2 separate regions of the Homo sapiens genome follow, and region 1 is linked to region 2. The links are chromatin loops, found by intact Hi-C in ENCODE. Cell type or tissue: B cell. All regions are shown on one strand.

The links. Hi-C counts contacts between places; a loop is a spot of excess contacts. Peaks named below come from ENCODE experiments on the same cell type or tissue, not always from the same donor. Only the 100,000 strongest peaks of a DNase experiment are listed, where the experiment ranks them.
Region 1: a loop joins it to region 2, with 2.8 times the contacts of the local background. A loop is called at or near these places in 6 of 110 quality-filtered maps.

The regions. Positions count from the first base shown.
Region 1 is chr1:107,873,715-107,881,714 of GRCh38, reverse strand. VAV3 (vav guanine nucleotide exchange factor 3) reads left to right here. Exons shown (of 27, transcript NM_006113.5): 2 at 6,698-6,814. Among named protein-coding and RNA genes, the nearest start is that of MIR7852, 20 kb to the left of the region's middle. In B cell, no CTCF peak of the experiment used is centred here; a DNase peak (open chromatin) is centred at 3,784; H3K4me3 peaks cover 1,561 bases; H3K27ac peaks cover 2,986 bases.
Region 2 is chr1:107,799,460-107,807,459 of GRCh38, reverse strand. All of the region lies in intron 2 of VAV3 (vav guanine nucleotide exchange factor 3), which reads left to right. Among named protein-coding and RNA genes, the nearest start is that of MIR7852, 94 kb to the left of the region's middle. In B cell, no CTCF peak of the experiment used is centred here; DNase peaks (open chromatin) are centred at 2,461, 3,139 and 4,599; H3K4me3 peaks cover 4,838 bases; H3K27ac peaks cover 7,924 bases.

The sequences.
Region 1 (8,000 bases), 74 kb before region 2:
GATGGTGTTAAACTTTCTTCTTCGGAAGTTATGTGCATTGATATTGAGTGCTTTTCTACCATTTTCCTTCCTCACCTTGAAATAAGCGAGCTATTCATGCCCTTCTGAAGAGGGAGAGAGGCTACGCATGGTTGTTGAAGACACATGGCTTTGTTGTTAGAATACATCACTTTTCACTGGATATACCTGAGAGAGAGGCTAGGCAGCATCTAATTACTGGGAGTTTTTATATGTGAAGACAAGAATTAACTGACTCCCTGGCCTCCTTTTCACATACTATGTCCCCCAATTTGCTAAGTTACCATTTTCAGTGAATGCCCTGCTATCCTTCCAGTGCCCAAGGCAGAGAGAGGTACAGTTATAATTCTGAGGTCTTCTCTTTTCTCTCCCACTGCGTCCCCACACACAGTCAATCAATTACCAAATATTTCTTTTCCATGTAATCTCCTGGAGTTCTTCCCATCTCTCCTTCTACTATCCTAGTCTAAATCCCATTATTTCTTGTTAAATTATATGATAATGTCCTGGTTGTCCTTGTCTTGTCTTCCTATGCCACATCATCTCTCTAGTAAGAAGAAAAACATTTAATTCTATAAGCTGCAAAAATGGAGTTAATATAACATAGTAGTTAAGGATATGGGCCCTGTAGCCAGAATGTCTGGATTTGAATCCTGACTCCATTGCTTTGGCAAAAGCAGTTATGTAAATGTTGGTAAATCTCTAAGCCTCAGTATGTGTTTAAAAAAAAATTAAAACTTTTCTGATTGGATTGTTGTGAGGATTGAATGGCATAAACATTTAGCATAGAGCTTGACACATAGCAAGCACCGAAACATCACTACAACACCAATAATCATAAATGCAAAGCTGAGTATTCCGCTTTCCTTTGGTGCTTTTTTTCTTTTCTTTTTTTTTTTTGGAGACAGAATCTCACTTTGTTGCCCAGGCTGGAGTACAGTGGGGTGATCTCAGCTCACTGCAACCTCCATTTCCCAGGTTCAAGGGATTATCATGCCTCAGCCTCCCCAGTAACTGGGACCATAGGTGTGTGCCACCACAGCCAGCTAATCTTTGTATTTTTAGCAGAGATGAGGTTTTGCCATGTTGGCCAGGCTGGTCTCGAGCTCCTGACCTCAGGTGATCTGCCCACCTCGGCCTCCTGAAGTGTTGGGATTACAGACATGAGCCACCGCATCTGGCCTCCAGTTTTCTAATTAAGACCTTTTAACCTCATCACTTCTAGGACAAAGCCAAGATCTCTTTGGCATGCCATGGACATCCCAGCTCCCCTCTTCTGTTCCTTCTGTCAGCGCTCTTGTCCAGAGAAGTGTCCATCTCAACCGCTTCCACTGCCCCAAGTGGTCCATGCTTTCATGCACATTCTTTGCCGTTTGACTGGAGCATCCTCTCACTGCAAGTCTGGAAATTGCCTTTCTGCCTTCTAAACACCAACCACTCCTTCTCTTTATGTAGGTGACTCCCACTCATCCTTTCTTACCTCATGTATCAGTTATTCCAGAAAGCTGTCCCTGATACCCTAGGGCTCTCAAGGAGCATCTGAATGTATTCTTCATTGCACTTGCCAAACTATTGTGCAACCGTGGACTCACTTGTCTGTATGTTCTGTCTCACTATAATAAGCCTTTGAGTATAGAGTCTGGATCATGTTTGCTTTTCTTGTACCCAGCTCTTGGCATTTTTATTCAGTTAACATTTGTTTAATATATTAATAAATCACTACCCAATTGGGGATTTGTTTTATGGAGTTTCATTATGCCTAGTGCATAAGAGGCACCTCATGAATATTTGTTAAATGAGGATGCATGGCTATTTAAACTTTTGTGTATCCTTACTTGGCAACTCTTATATGGATACACTGAATATTTAAAGAAATTTAAAGTTATTTAATTCTAAGTCCTGAAATTCTAAATTCTAACAAATTGTTAAGTTAACTTATGTAAATAAGTTAGATGATTTAGCAAAGTTGTACAATTTTTTTTTTTGTCAAAAATAGGTATGGTTATGAAACAGTGAGCTGGATTTGCCCTTCTGACTCATAAAATATCTCTGAAGGCAGTATATTTGAAGCTGCTTCAGATGATTCAAAGGTCTAGCAGATAACTTCTAATCTCAAAGAATGAATAGACTGGGAAAAAAAAACACTCAAGTAATGTTGTGCCAAAACACCCTATCTCTAGCCATAAAATCATACATTCATCAGTTTTCTTCAGTTATCTCAATTTTCTTTTTGTCTGAACACAGTGAGATAAGAATTGGCTTATTATGCACTCCACAAAGAAAATTATAGAATTTTCTGAGAGGAACATTAGAGGCCAGTTAGGCCAATCCTGTGTATATGAGCCGTTCTGTTGCAAGTGATAGATTGCTTAAGCAAATGGTGGAGGTATTTGTTCTTCTCATGTAATTGGCTCTTGTATTCTAGGAGCAGCATGGTGGTTTCCAAATACTATTTATTGTATAAATGAAAATAAGACTTATTTGGAGAAATGGCTGATTCCAGAGCTACAGCAGTGAAAATGTGAGATGGACCTGGGACAACTTGATATAAGAAAGCAATGAAACAAATATTATTGTAATTATTAATTATGTTGAAAGGAAACATGAACCAATTTGAAGGGACTCCCAGTGGCCAAACGTGGGACAATATGAGCATTAAAAAAATAATGATGGCAATTGATTATTACAAAAATAGAAAAAAAGGGAGGTCAGGGGAAGCTTTTTTTCTGTTTTTTGACAAAAGAATACTAGCGTGTAAGTAAGAAAAGAATGATAGAGTTAGAAAAATCACTATTTTAAAGTCTCATATGGAATAATTAAAGCAAGGATGATCAAGGAATACTAATCCCATTGTGAAAAATTATTGGGAAATAGGACAGCCACATGGTACCACATCTTCACCCCTGGGTTACTTACTGCTATAAAGGGGGGACATGTACCTTTACAGTAGAGAGATGTGGCAGTAACCATCTTAACTAAATGATTGAGTTTAGCCTCAGTAATGATGGGACACCCTAACATTTTGTGTCTTCTGATGTGATGAAATATGAAGTTCACAGTATGAAGTACTTTTATCAGAACTGTTTAATTTGAATCTAGATTTAGCTTTCAGTTCACAGGAAATACAAGTGAAAGAATAATAGGTTTAATGATACCATGAAGAAACAACCAAACAAATGCAGAATTTAGGACATTTTGTAAGACAACCAGCCTGGACTCTTCAAAAAGTCAATGTCATTAAAGAAGAATAAAGGCAAAAGTATTTTTAGATTAAAAGATACTGACTAAAAGATAAAACTGCCAAATGCAGTGGGTAAAACATGACTGGATCCTAGTACTAAAAGTGGGCAATTGAGGAAATTTGAATATGGAATGGATATTAGATAATATGAAATTATTGTTAATTTTCTTAGATATAATGGTATTGTTGATCTGTAGGAAAAATGTCCTTATTCCTGGGAGTTGCAGGTAGAGTCAGAGTATTTAGGAGTCAAGTGTTATCTGTAATTCATTTTCAAATAGCTGAACATAATACATTTATAAATATATAAAGGGTATAGGTGCAAAAGCATATATGGCACTATGTTGCAATTGTTGCATGTAGATGGAATGTTCATTGTATTCTTTCAACTTTTGTTCTGAAATTCAAAAAAATAAAATAAATAAACTGGAAAAAAAATCAGTTTGGTAAAAGCAAAGCAAAAGTCCTGGAGTGGACTGCTGGCAGGCTGGCAGCCTCACTTCCTCTATTCCTCAGCTCTGTTCCTATATGTGCACAGAGCCACACACTTGTGAGCATTGAGTGAAGTGTGAGCCTAGTGAATAACACTAGGCTCGCACTAGACTCAGCACTAATTTAGTCAAATTTTGGAGCAGTGGGAAAATCTCCTGATAAATTTAACAGAGAAGCTTGAGGAAGAGCTTTGTCTTGTTCATTTTTAACATTTCCAGTATGTGTAATGTTGTAGGAATTCAAAAACTGAAAAATACATAAATAAAGGGGTGACCAAATTTGAGGATTGCCTGGAAAAGTGAGAGTATATAAGTGACTTTCAAATTCAGTAAATATTTGTGGAATTTAGTAGATCTGAACTAGTTAAGGGACAAGTAAGTTTAAGATGAATTCCAGAAGTAAGGGGAAGGCCTCTTTTTAAATCTTCTGTGCATGCAATATTTCATATTGTTTTAACTTTTAGTAATAATACTTGCTTTTCTGAATTAGTGATCAAAGCACTTTATGGAAGTCTTCTGCAGCTTTCCCTACAGGTGGGGAAAGTTTGAGTTTGGTGGGAAATCTTCAGAGCGTGGTGTGTGCAATTATGCTTTGTTCCTTGGTGAGCTATGAGTCAGGCACTTAATTATGTAAACGATATTGCAAGAGAGCAGTTGCATAATCCCCAAGAGAGTAATTATTATCTGTCTTGGTAGAATACAAGGCTTTTAATCTGTAAATAAGCAATTCTATGTGGAAGAGCTACATGCAGAGTGATTCTGTGTCTTAAAGGTCTCTTATGAATTTTTTAAAGTGAAAGCAGTAACTGCATGTGCTGATTACCTGCTGCCTTTGTGTTTCAAAGGGTTTATGATGCTTCCCTTGTGGTTTTAATCCCTCCTGAAATATTTAAGCCTCTGAGAATGATTCCCGTGAAGGGTAAAGTGTGTCTAAGTTAAGCCTATGAATAATCCAAATGTTTCAAATGTATTAATAGATGAAGTAAAAAAAGATATGCTTTCTGCAAATTAAAAAAACAAACCAAGATAAACAAAACAATGAATTAAGACATTGGCAACACTTTTAAAAAAGCAAAGATACAATAATTAGCTAATACGTTGCTCACTTTTTGATGGTTAGTAGGTTTTTTTCCATTTTTTTAAACTTTATTTTGGTATAACTTACATATAATAAAATGCATCTATTTAAAGTTTTCACATGTATATTTTTAAAAAAATATGTGCCACTGCAGTTAGGGTATGTGTGTATTTTGCTTAGGTGGATCTGAGTCTTTTAGACACTGAAAGCAAATTTTAACTTTTGTTTTTTTAAGTAGTCAGTAGTGTCTGCCTTCCCTCCTATCTCCCTGTTATAGTGTGGATGAGTTGACCATGCTCTTCTCTAAGGTCAGCTGCTGCACTTAAACACTTGATCTCTCCCCACTTCACCTAATCAGGACTACATTTGGGGAACTGTCCTTCTCTGCTTTGTTACCAGCTTTCCCCTCTCTATCAGGTTATTCCCATCAAAACAGAAACATGTCTCGACATCTTCTGCTGTTTCTTAAAACTCTTGACCATTTCTCTGTTCTCCTCTGCAGCAAAACTCAGGAGTCTATATTCTGTCTTCACTTCCTTTTCTCTCTTTGTCTCTGAAACCAACTCCAAGAGGCCTTTCATCCCACTCCTCCATATAGAGCCTGCTTTTGTCAAGGTACCCGTGACTTTCACACTGCCAGAATCCATGGGCAGTGTTGACCAATCCGTTGGTCTAAATCCTATTTGGCCGTCTGCAGCATCTGATATAGTTTTTCACTCCCTTCATCTAGAAACACATTCTTTACTTGGCTTCAGGAAAACCCTATCTCCTGGTTTTCCTACTTCCTAACTGGTCACTCTTACTAAGACTCCTTTGTGAGCTCCTCCTCTTTTCCTGATCCTTTAAAGTTTCCTGGCTCAGGTACTCTCCTCTTCTTTGCTCTATTCCACAGTCATTTCAGCCAGTGTCATGGTTAACAGTCCTCTGTACACTAAAGACTCCCATATTTCTGTCTGAAGTACACACCTATCCCCTGGACTCCACACTTATTGGATGACTAATAGGCCTCTCAGATTTAACACAGTCAAAAAGTGACCACACTCTGGTCTTCCCACAGTTGTCTCTCACCTGGGTTATTGCAAGAGCCTTATGTCTGGTTTTCCTGCCTCCACCCTAGCTCCGGCCCCTTTCACTCTATATTCAGCACAACAGGCCAAAAAGACCTTTTTAAACCATCAGATTATGTCCTCCTTTTGGCCAAGGCCTCCAATGACCTCCCATATCAGTCAGAGTAAAAACTGTCCCATAAAGATCTTCATCATCTGACCCCACTAGCTTTCCATCTTTCCTCCTTTTCCCCCCATTACTCACTCTGCCTTGCTGCACTGACCCCTTTCTCAGACACGCTCAGAGGCCTCTATGTCAGGGCCTTGGTATGGAACACTTCTTTAGTCTGGGCTGTTGTGTGCTACGGTTCTCCATGGCTTGCTCCTTTTGCACCTCAGATCTCTGCTCCACCATCCTCTTCTCTGTGAGACCTTCTCTAACCATCCTGTTTAAGTTCCCCCACCCAGCCCCACCAACTCTCCTGATCCCTCCTCCAGGTTTTATTTTTCTCTATTGCACTTACCACCATATGAAAGTAAAAATACTTGCTTATTTGTGTTTGTTGCTTTGTCTGTTTTGTCTGTCTTTTCATATTAGAATGTAAGTTTCATGAGGGTAGAAATTGCCTTGGTCACAGCTGTATCACCTGTGCCTGAGAGAGACTGCAGGCTCGGTCAGTACTGCTGAATGAGTAATTGAAAAGCAACTTCAAAGGCTGCTTGATGCTTTCTTGTCATTTTTAGAGCAGTCTTGAGTGTTACAGAGGGTGGATAGCATTCAGAATAATTAACTTTATGCTAACAGCTCTTTTCCATTCCTCAGTTTCTCTGTTTGAAGAACATAAGGACATTTCTCACGGCCTGTTGTGAGACGTTTGGAATGAGGAAAAGTGAACTTTTCGAGGCATTTGACTTGTTTGATGTTCGTGACTTTGGAAAGGTAATTATACTTCATTTTTAACACTACTTTTTAACTGGAAAGCATTTAAGCAAATTGTTTCAAATCTTGAAGTAGGGCATGTGACTTAAGTGGTTTATGTATCTGCATTATATAGTTAAATTTCACATGTAGATGGCTTAGCAAAACCAAAAACCAAAAAACAACAACAAAAAAGAAACCCCACACATACAACAACAACACCAAAAAATTAGCATCAACTTTCCAAATGAGATTAGAATTATTTTGTAATTAAAATAGTATACAGGGAGGGAATCTTTTCTCCAGAGATAATTTTTTTTCTGCTGGTCACCTCAGAGGTTAGGGTTACTATTATCTGCCCTTTAGGTTGATCACTGGGCACTCAGGCCTGAGGACCAGTATTCTTTTCCTCCAGTCTTCTCTATATCTGAAAGCTGCTAATTTTTGGAAGTTGAGAATGTTCTGTTGTCCTTTTCTCTATTTTGATACTTGGTTGGGTGACTCAGAGAAGACATGAATCACAAGTGTTCAAGATTGTTGAATAATTTCTGTTGCTTGAATTTCAGCAGATATTTGTTGGATTTCAAGGACATTTTTCACATGGAAATTGTTTTAATATTTACTGTTATCCGTATGCACACTAAACACATGTATAATAAGTGAAACAAATCATCATTTCAAAAATTATGGTCATTTATTATGAAGTGAGTGGACATAAACCTCTCACAAGTAACTAGCCATAAAAGAGTCAGGTAATTAAGGTGACAGGACTTTAGCTTATGCTGATGTAATTGCATTATGAAAATAAGCAAATAAGGAGGAAAAAACTAATGCTATTGAGAAGTTTGTCCTTATTCTTGTAATTCAGGTGCTAGTATCTTATCAAAAGGCTGTTTGAGAGTATACATTGTTTTAACTCTGAGATATAATATTTTCATTAGAAAATAACCAATGGATTGCTCTTTGCTAAACAGCATAAACTTGAGACAGAAATATAGGAAATTTGATGCTGAAATACAGCGCATATGGGGAAGCCACTCTACCTGGGGTGGGGGAAGGCCCTGGTTCTCTCTCCGGTCTTAACCCATGGTCATTTTGTGATCTAGAAGGCACCAGCCTTCTCAGGCATCAGGCTGCCTGCCAGCTTGGAAAGCTGTACAAAAGGAAGGGGGGATAAGAAGGTGGTTTCTAAGATTCCTTTAATCTC
Region 2 (8,000 bases):
TAATCAAATCTTTTAAGAGTATCTCTAAAAGTCCTGTTTCCAATATAAGAGCAAAGGATAAATCAGATTCTTTTAATGTGGGGAGTAATAACATTTTCTACTATATAAGGGGAGAAGCAGCAGAGTTGGGTTCTAAATACTGAGCCTAACTGCAAAGAAAAGAAAGTTGCTGTGGCTTCCAGCTCTACTCTTTCAAATATCTATTTTAAATGAAATATTTGACAAAGGAACACGAGGAAAGGGTTAGAATTTGCAGTGGAATGACCTTTCTTAGAGAAGTACCCTGATTTGAAATGATCATTTTGACACCTAGAAACCAAGAATTTCTGTGGCTTTAATGTACAGTCGTCCTTCTGTACTGAACTGTGGGTTTTGCGTTCTTGGGTTCAACCAACCAGAGATGGAAAACATGAGGAAAAAAGCATCTGTACTGAACACGTACATCCTTTTTCCTTGTCATTAATCCATAAACAATTCAGTATAACAACTATTTACATAGTATTTACATTTACATTGTATTAGGTATTATAAGGGATCTAGAGATGATTTAAAGTATATGGGAGTATGTGCTTGCTTATATACAAATATTATGTCATTTTATATCAGGGACTTGAGAATCTGTAGATTTTGTTATCTGAGGGAGGTACTGGAACAAATCCTCCATGCATTCTGAGGAATGATTGTAGTTCTTTTTTTTGGGTGATGAGCCTAGAAAATAAAATGCACTGTACATTATAACATTTGTGGTTATGTTAGGTTTGGTCTACAATGTTGGACTGAGCAACACCTCATTTGAAGAAAACTGGTGGTTAGGATTGTTCACTGTGCTTTATTATAGAGGATTTACAATAAAAATATTGGTATTTTCACAGCAAGAAAAATTGTACCAAATATTCCAACGTATGTTCTTACCCTCAAGGGTTGAAGATAGTAAAAGCCATTATTGGAGACTTAAATTTCAAAATGGTGGCATAGAAGCAAGCTGGCTTCAATGGCCCCCACAGAAAACCAAAATCAAATGTACAGCAGCAAGACTAACAATATCCCAGAACTCAGTATGAGGATGAGTGAGTTCCTGGGGCCACAGAGAAGTAAAGACACTCCAAGCAGATGGTAGACTATAACTTCCATATCTGTGATGCCTTTTCCCCCAGTCAGCCCAGCAGCAAGCACATGGAAAATGTTCCACAACTCATGGTTTCTAACACTGGAAAAAGTGAGATTGAGGTGGACAGCCATCTTCCCCATTGTCTTGTGTTCCCTCACAGGAGACCTGCCCTGCCTAAACCCATAGGAAGCAGCACAAGGGCCTGAAGGGAGAAATATCCCTGAGGACAACTGGAGACAAAAGGCAGAGGCAGGGCTACCATCTGTAGCCCTGGAAACTCTGCTTTGTAACTTGGCCAAAGGAGATGCCAAGTCAGTGGCTTTTCAGTACCATGCTATAGGTGGTACATTCCACAGATATCCTGGGCACAAACCCTGAGCCAGCCTCCCCACACTGCTAGTATCCCTTTTGAGACCTCCCTCATTTGGGACTAGTAGCACACTAATTGTTTGCTTGAGCCAAGGAAAACCTGGGTTTAAGGTTCCATCTAATGCTGGAAAGGAGGCCACAACCTAGCAAAGAAAAAAGAATGTAACAGGTAAATTACAAAGAATCTATAAGCAAACATACCCAACAAAAAACAAAACAAGCCAGACAGAGAAGACTGGAATAAAGACACGGAGATGCATCCACAAGAAACAATAGTAAACAGGGAACCATGACCTCCCCAAATGGACAAAGAAGGGAACCAGTGACCAAACCTAATGAAACAGCAATATGTGAGCTCTCTGAACAAGAATTCAAAATAGCAATTTTAAGGAAACTCAGTCATCTCCAAGATAACACAGAAAAGCAATTCATAAATTTACCAGAGAAATTTAACAAAGAGATTGAAATGATTTTAAAAGATCAAACAAATTTGGAACTGAGAAATACATTTGCTGAGCTGCAAAATTTATCAGAGAGAGACTCAACAGCACAATTGCTCAGGCAGAGGAAAGGATCAGTGAGCTTGAAGATGGGCTATTTGAAATTACACAGAGGAGAAAAAAGAAAGAATGGAAAGGAATGACAGGTCACGTATGAGATATAGAATATTAGCTCAGAAGATGAAATATAAGAATTATTGGTGTTTGAGAGGGAGTTGAAGAAGAGCGAGGAGTAGAAAGATTATTCAAAGAAACAGTAGACAACTTTTCAAAACTTGAGAAAGAGGTAAATTTAGGCACAGAAAGGTCAGAGAAACAGCAAACAGATTCAACCCCAATAAGGCTTTACCAAGAAGCATAATAAACTCTCAAAGGTCAAGGACAAAGAAAGGATTTTAAAAGCAGAAAGAGAAAAGAAGCAAATAACATATAAAGGAACTCCAGTTGGTCTGGCAACAGACTTCTCAACAGAAAACATACATTTTCAAAGTGCTGCCAGGGGAATCAAAAAAAAAACCCAACCCCCACCCCACCCCTGCTGCCATCCAAGAGTATTGTTTCAACAACGCTATCCTTCACATATGAAAGAGAGATAATCTTTGCCAGACAGACAAAAGTTTAGAGAATTCACCACCACCAGACTTGTCTTACAAGAAATGCTAAAGAGAGTTTTTCATTCTGAAAGAAAAGATTAATGTGCAAAACAAACAAACAAAAAAAACCAAAAATATTTGAAAGTATAAAACCCACTGGTAAAACTGAAGTTCGGATACAGCCCCAGAATACTTTAATACTGCAATTATGATGTACAATACACTCATAACTTTAGTATGAATCCTAAAGCACAAAGTATCAAAAAGAATAATAGCTACAGAAACCTGTTGAGATAGTCAATACAAAAATGTGTAAATTGAGAAAACAAAAATGTGGAGAGAATGGAGTTAAAATAAAGATTAAAGTTCTCTCTTGTTTCTTTTTTGGGGTGATCTGTGATAAGTTGTCATCTCTGTAAAATGACTTGTTATGTCTACAAGATTTTTTTGTAAGCCTCATGGTAACCTACATGTTAAAACCTATAATAGATATGCTAAAATTAGAAAAAGCAATGAATTAAAACATGTTACCAGAGGAAGTCACTTAACCACAAAGGAAGACAGTAAAAAAGGAAGAACGGAGTTACAAAGCAACCAGAAAACAAGCAACAAAATGACACCAGTAAGTCCTTACCCATCAGTAATAGCACTGAGTATAAACAGATGCAGTTCTCCAATTAAAAGACATAGGCTGGATGAATACATAAAGAAACAAGACCTAACTATATGCTTCCTAGAAGAAACCCACCTCACCTATGAAGACACATGTAGGCTGAAAGTAATGGGATAGAAAAATATATTCTATGCAAGTAAAAACCAAAAAATGGGGGGAATAATTATACTTAGATAAACAGATTATTAGTCAAAGACTTTAGACTCTGCCTAATAGAGAAGGTGACTATATTAATAATATAAGGGGTCAATTCAGCAGGAAAATATAACAATTATAAATATGCATCCAACACTAAAGCACACAAAAGCAACATTAGTAAATCTGAAGGGAGAGATAGATTGCAATAAAGTAACAGTCATGGACTTTAACACTCCACTCTCAATAATGGATTAATCATCTAGATAAAAAAATCAACAAAGAAACAGCAGAGTTAAACTACTACACTAGACCAAATAGACCTAAATGACTTTTACAGAATGTGTCACCCAGCTGTTGTAGAATACACATTATTTTCATTAGCATATGGAAGTTCATCCAAAATGCACCGTATCTTAGGCCAGGAAACAAGTCTCAGCAAATTTAAAAGAGCAATATATCACATGTATTTTTTTACCACAATGAAATAAAACTAGAAATCAATCACAAGAAGAACCTCTCTGAAATGAGACAAACACATGGAAATTAAACAACATGCTCCTAAATGACCAAAGGGTCAATGAATAAATTAAGAAAGAAATTTTTAAAATTCATGAGACAAATTAAAGTGGAAATATGACATACCAAAATCTGTGGGATACAGCAACAGCAGTACTGAGAGGGAAGTTTATAGCAGTAAATACCTACATCAAAAAATATAAAGACTTCAAATGAACTAATGCACCTCAAGGAACTAGAAAAGCAAGAACAAACTAAACCCAGCCTTAAAAATGAAAAGTTGGTTTTCTGAAAAGATAAACAATATTGACAAACCTTTAAATAGACTACCAAAAAAGAGAGAAGGCCCAAATGAATACAATCAGAAACAAGAAAGGCGACATAACAACTGAGACCACAGAAATAAAAAGAATCATTAGAAACTATTATAAGTATAGGCCAACAAATTGGGAAAACTAGAAGAAACAGATAAATGCCTGGACACATACAACCTGACAAGATTAAGCCACGAAGAAATAGAAAACTTCAGCAAACCAATAAGGAGCAACAAGATTGAAGCCGTAATAAAAAGTCTCTCATTAAAGAAAAGCCCAGGACCTGATGGCTTCACTGCTAAATTCTACCAAACATTTAAAGAACTGATACCAATTCAACTCTAACTCTTCAAAAAAAAAAAAAACTGAAGAGGAAGAAATACTTTCAAACTTATTCCACAAAGCTAACATCACCCTAATACCAAAACCAGACAAGCACACAACAGAAAGTAGACTACAGGCCAATATCACTGATAAACACAGATACAAAAGTCCTCAACACAATATTAGCAAACTGAATTCAGCAACACATTAAAAAGACCATTCACTATGATCAAGTGGGATGCATCCTAGGATATGATAGTTCAACATATGCAAATTAATAAATGTAATGTATCCTCTTTACCTAACCAAGAACAAAACTATAAGATCTTTTCAATAGATGCTGAAAAAACGTTTGATAAAATTTAACATCACTTTATGATAAAAATCCTCAACAAACGTTAAGAATAGAAGGAACATAATTCCAAATAATAAAGGCCATATATGACAAACCCATAGTCAATAGCATATTGAATGGGGAAAAATTGAAGGCCTTTTTGCTAAGATCTGGAAAAAGAGATGCCCATTTTTATTCAACATAATACTGGAAGTCCTGGCCAGAGCAGTGAGGTCAGAGAAAGAAATAAAGGCCATCCATATTGGAAAGGAAGAAGTCAAATTATCGTTATATGCAGATGACATGAACATTTATTTAGAAAAATCTAAAGAGTCCACAAAAAAAACCCTGTTAGAACAAAAAAAGAATAAGTAAAGTTGCAGCATACAAAACCAACATGCAAAAATCAGTACCATTTATGTAAGCCAACAGTGAACAATCTGAAAAAGAAATCAAGAAAGCAATCTCATTTGCAATAGCTACAAAGAACATAAAATAACTAGAAATTAATTTAAAGAAGTGGAAGATCTGTATAATGTAAACCTTAAAATGCCGATGAAGAGATGGCACATGTATACCTATGTAACAAAACTCCATGTTCTGCACATGTACCCCAGAACTTAAAGTATAATAATAAAAAAAAGAAACACATAAAAAAATGCTGACGAAAGAAATTGAAGAGGCACATACCAAAAAAAGGAAAGATATTCCATGCTCATGGATTGAAAGAATTAATATTGTTCTGTTAAAAGAAAAACTTCAGGTGAATTAAATTTAAATGAGTTTAGTTGAGCAATGAACAATTCATGAATCTGGCAGCCCCCAGAATCACAGCAGATTCAGAGAGACTCCAGGGGTGCCTTGTGGTCAGAACAAATTTATAGACAAGAGAAGTAAAGTGATATACAGCAATTGGAAGTGAGATACAGAACAGCTGGATTGGTTACAGGTTGGTGTTTGCCTTATTTGAACACAATTTGAACACTCAATAGTCTATGAGTGGTTGAAGTGTGGCCTCTGAGATTGGCCAACACTCAGCTATTGTTACAGGTGCATACTTCTAAGTTAGGTTTTCCATCTCATCTACCTATTAATTCAGGTTGCAGTTCATCCACAAGGACTCAAATATAGAAGTATAAAGTCCTTCTCAGGCCATACTTAGTTTGCTTTAACAGTTCAAATGACAGTGCTACTCAAAGCAATCTATAGATTCAATGCAGTCCTTATCAAAATATCAGTGATATTCTTCACAGAAATAGAAAAATGTTCTAAATTTTATCTGGAACCCCAAATGACCTTGAATAGCTAAAGCAATTCTGAGCAACAACTACAAAGCTGGAGGCATCACAGTATCTGACTTCCAAATATACTACAAAAATATAGTAACCAAATCAGCATGGCATGGAAACAAACATGTAGACCAATGGAACAGAATAGACCACCCAGATATAAGCCTACACATTTACAGCCAACTCATGTTAGACATAGGCTCCAAGAACATACAGTGGGCAAAAGGTGGTTTCTTTAATAAGTAGTACTGGGAAAACTGGATAACCATATGTAGAAGAATGAAACGAAACCCCTATCTCTCATCATATACAAAAAGCAAAATGGATTAAAGACTTAAATCTAAGACTTGAAATTGTGAAACTACTCGAAGAAAACACTGGGGAAATGCTCCAGAACATAAGTCTGGGCAAATATTTTTTGTGTAAGATCTCAAAAGCACAGGCAGCCAAAGCAAAGATAGACAAATAGGATTATATAAAGGCAAAATGTTTCTACACAGCAAAGATAACAATCAACAAAGTGAAGAGACAACTCACAGAATGAGAAAAAATATTTGCAAACTATCCATATAACAAGAGATTAACAACCAGAATATATAAGGAACTCAACAACAAAAGAACAATTACTGATTTAAAAAATAGGTAAATGGGTACTATGCTCACTACCTGGGTGGTGGGATCATTTGTTCCCCAAACCTCAGCATCATGCAATATTCCCATGTAACAAATCTGCACATATACCTCCTGAATCTAAAATATGAGTTGAAATTACAAAAAATAGGTAGAATATCTGAGTAAAAATTTCTCAGAAGACATACAGATGGCTAATATTTATACGAAAAAATGTTCAGCATCACTAATAATCACAGAAAAGCAAATTAAAACCACAATGAACCATCATCTCACTCCAGTTACAATGGCTTTTATAACAAGGGCAGGGAATAATGGATGCTGGTGAGGATATGGAGAAAATGGAACCCTCATATACTGTTGGTGGGAATGTAAATGGTAAAACTAATATAGAAAACTGTTTGGAGATTCCTCAAAAAATTAAATATTGAATTATTATATAACCTAGCACTTATATTACTGACTATATATCCAAAATAGTGGAAATAAATATATTGAAGAGGTATCTATCTGCACTCCCATGTTTAGTGTAGCACTATTCACAAACACCAAAATATGGAATCGACCTAAATGCCAACAATAGATGAATAGGTAATGAAAATGTGATATATGTACACAATGGAATATTATTCAACCATAAAGAATGACATCCTGTCATTTGTTGCAACATGGATGGGACTGGAGATCATTATGTTAAGTGAAGTGAGCCAAGCACAGAAAATCAAATATTACATGTTCTCACTCATATGTGGGAGCTGTAAAAGTGAGTCTTATGAAGACAGAGAGAGATTGGTGGTTATCAGAGTCCAGGAAGGGAAGGAGGGAGGGAGGGATGAAGAGAAGTTGGCTAATGGCTACAGATATACAATTTGATAGAAAAAATAAATCTTAGCCTGTGATAGATCACTAAAGTGACTGTAGTTAGCATGACTCTATGTACATTTCAAGATGGCTGGAAGAGAATAATTTGAACATTCCCAGCATAAAGAAAAGTTAAATATTTAAGTTGAGGTATATGCCAATTGCCCTGATTTGATATTTACAAAGTATATGAATGTATCAAATTACAGCATGTACTCTGGAAATATGTACATCTAGTATACATCAATAAAAATTTTTCAAGGAAAAATTATTGGTGGAAAGTAAGTTACTATATTAATTTACATATTATTCTATATTTATGCCAGACAACAATCACCCACCTTCTTTTTT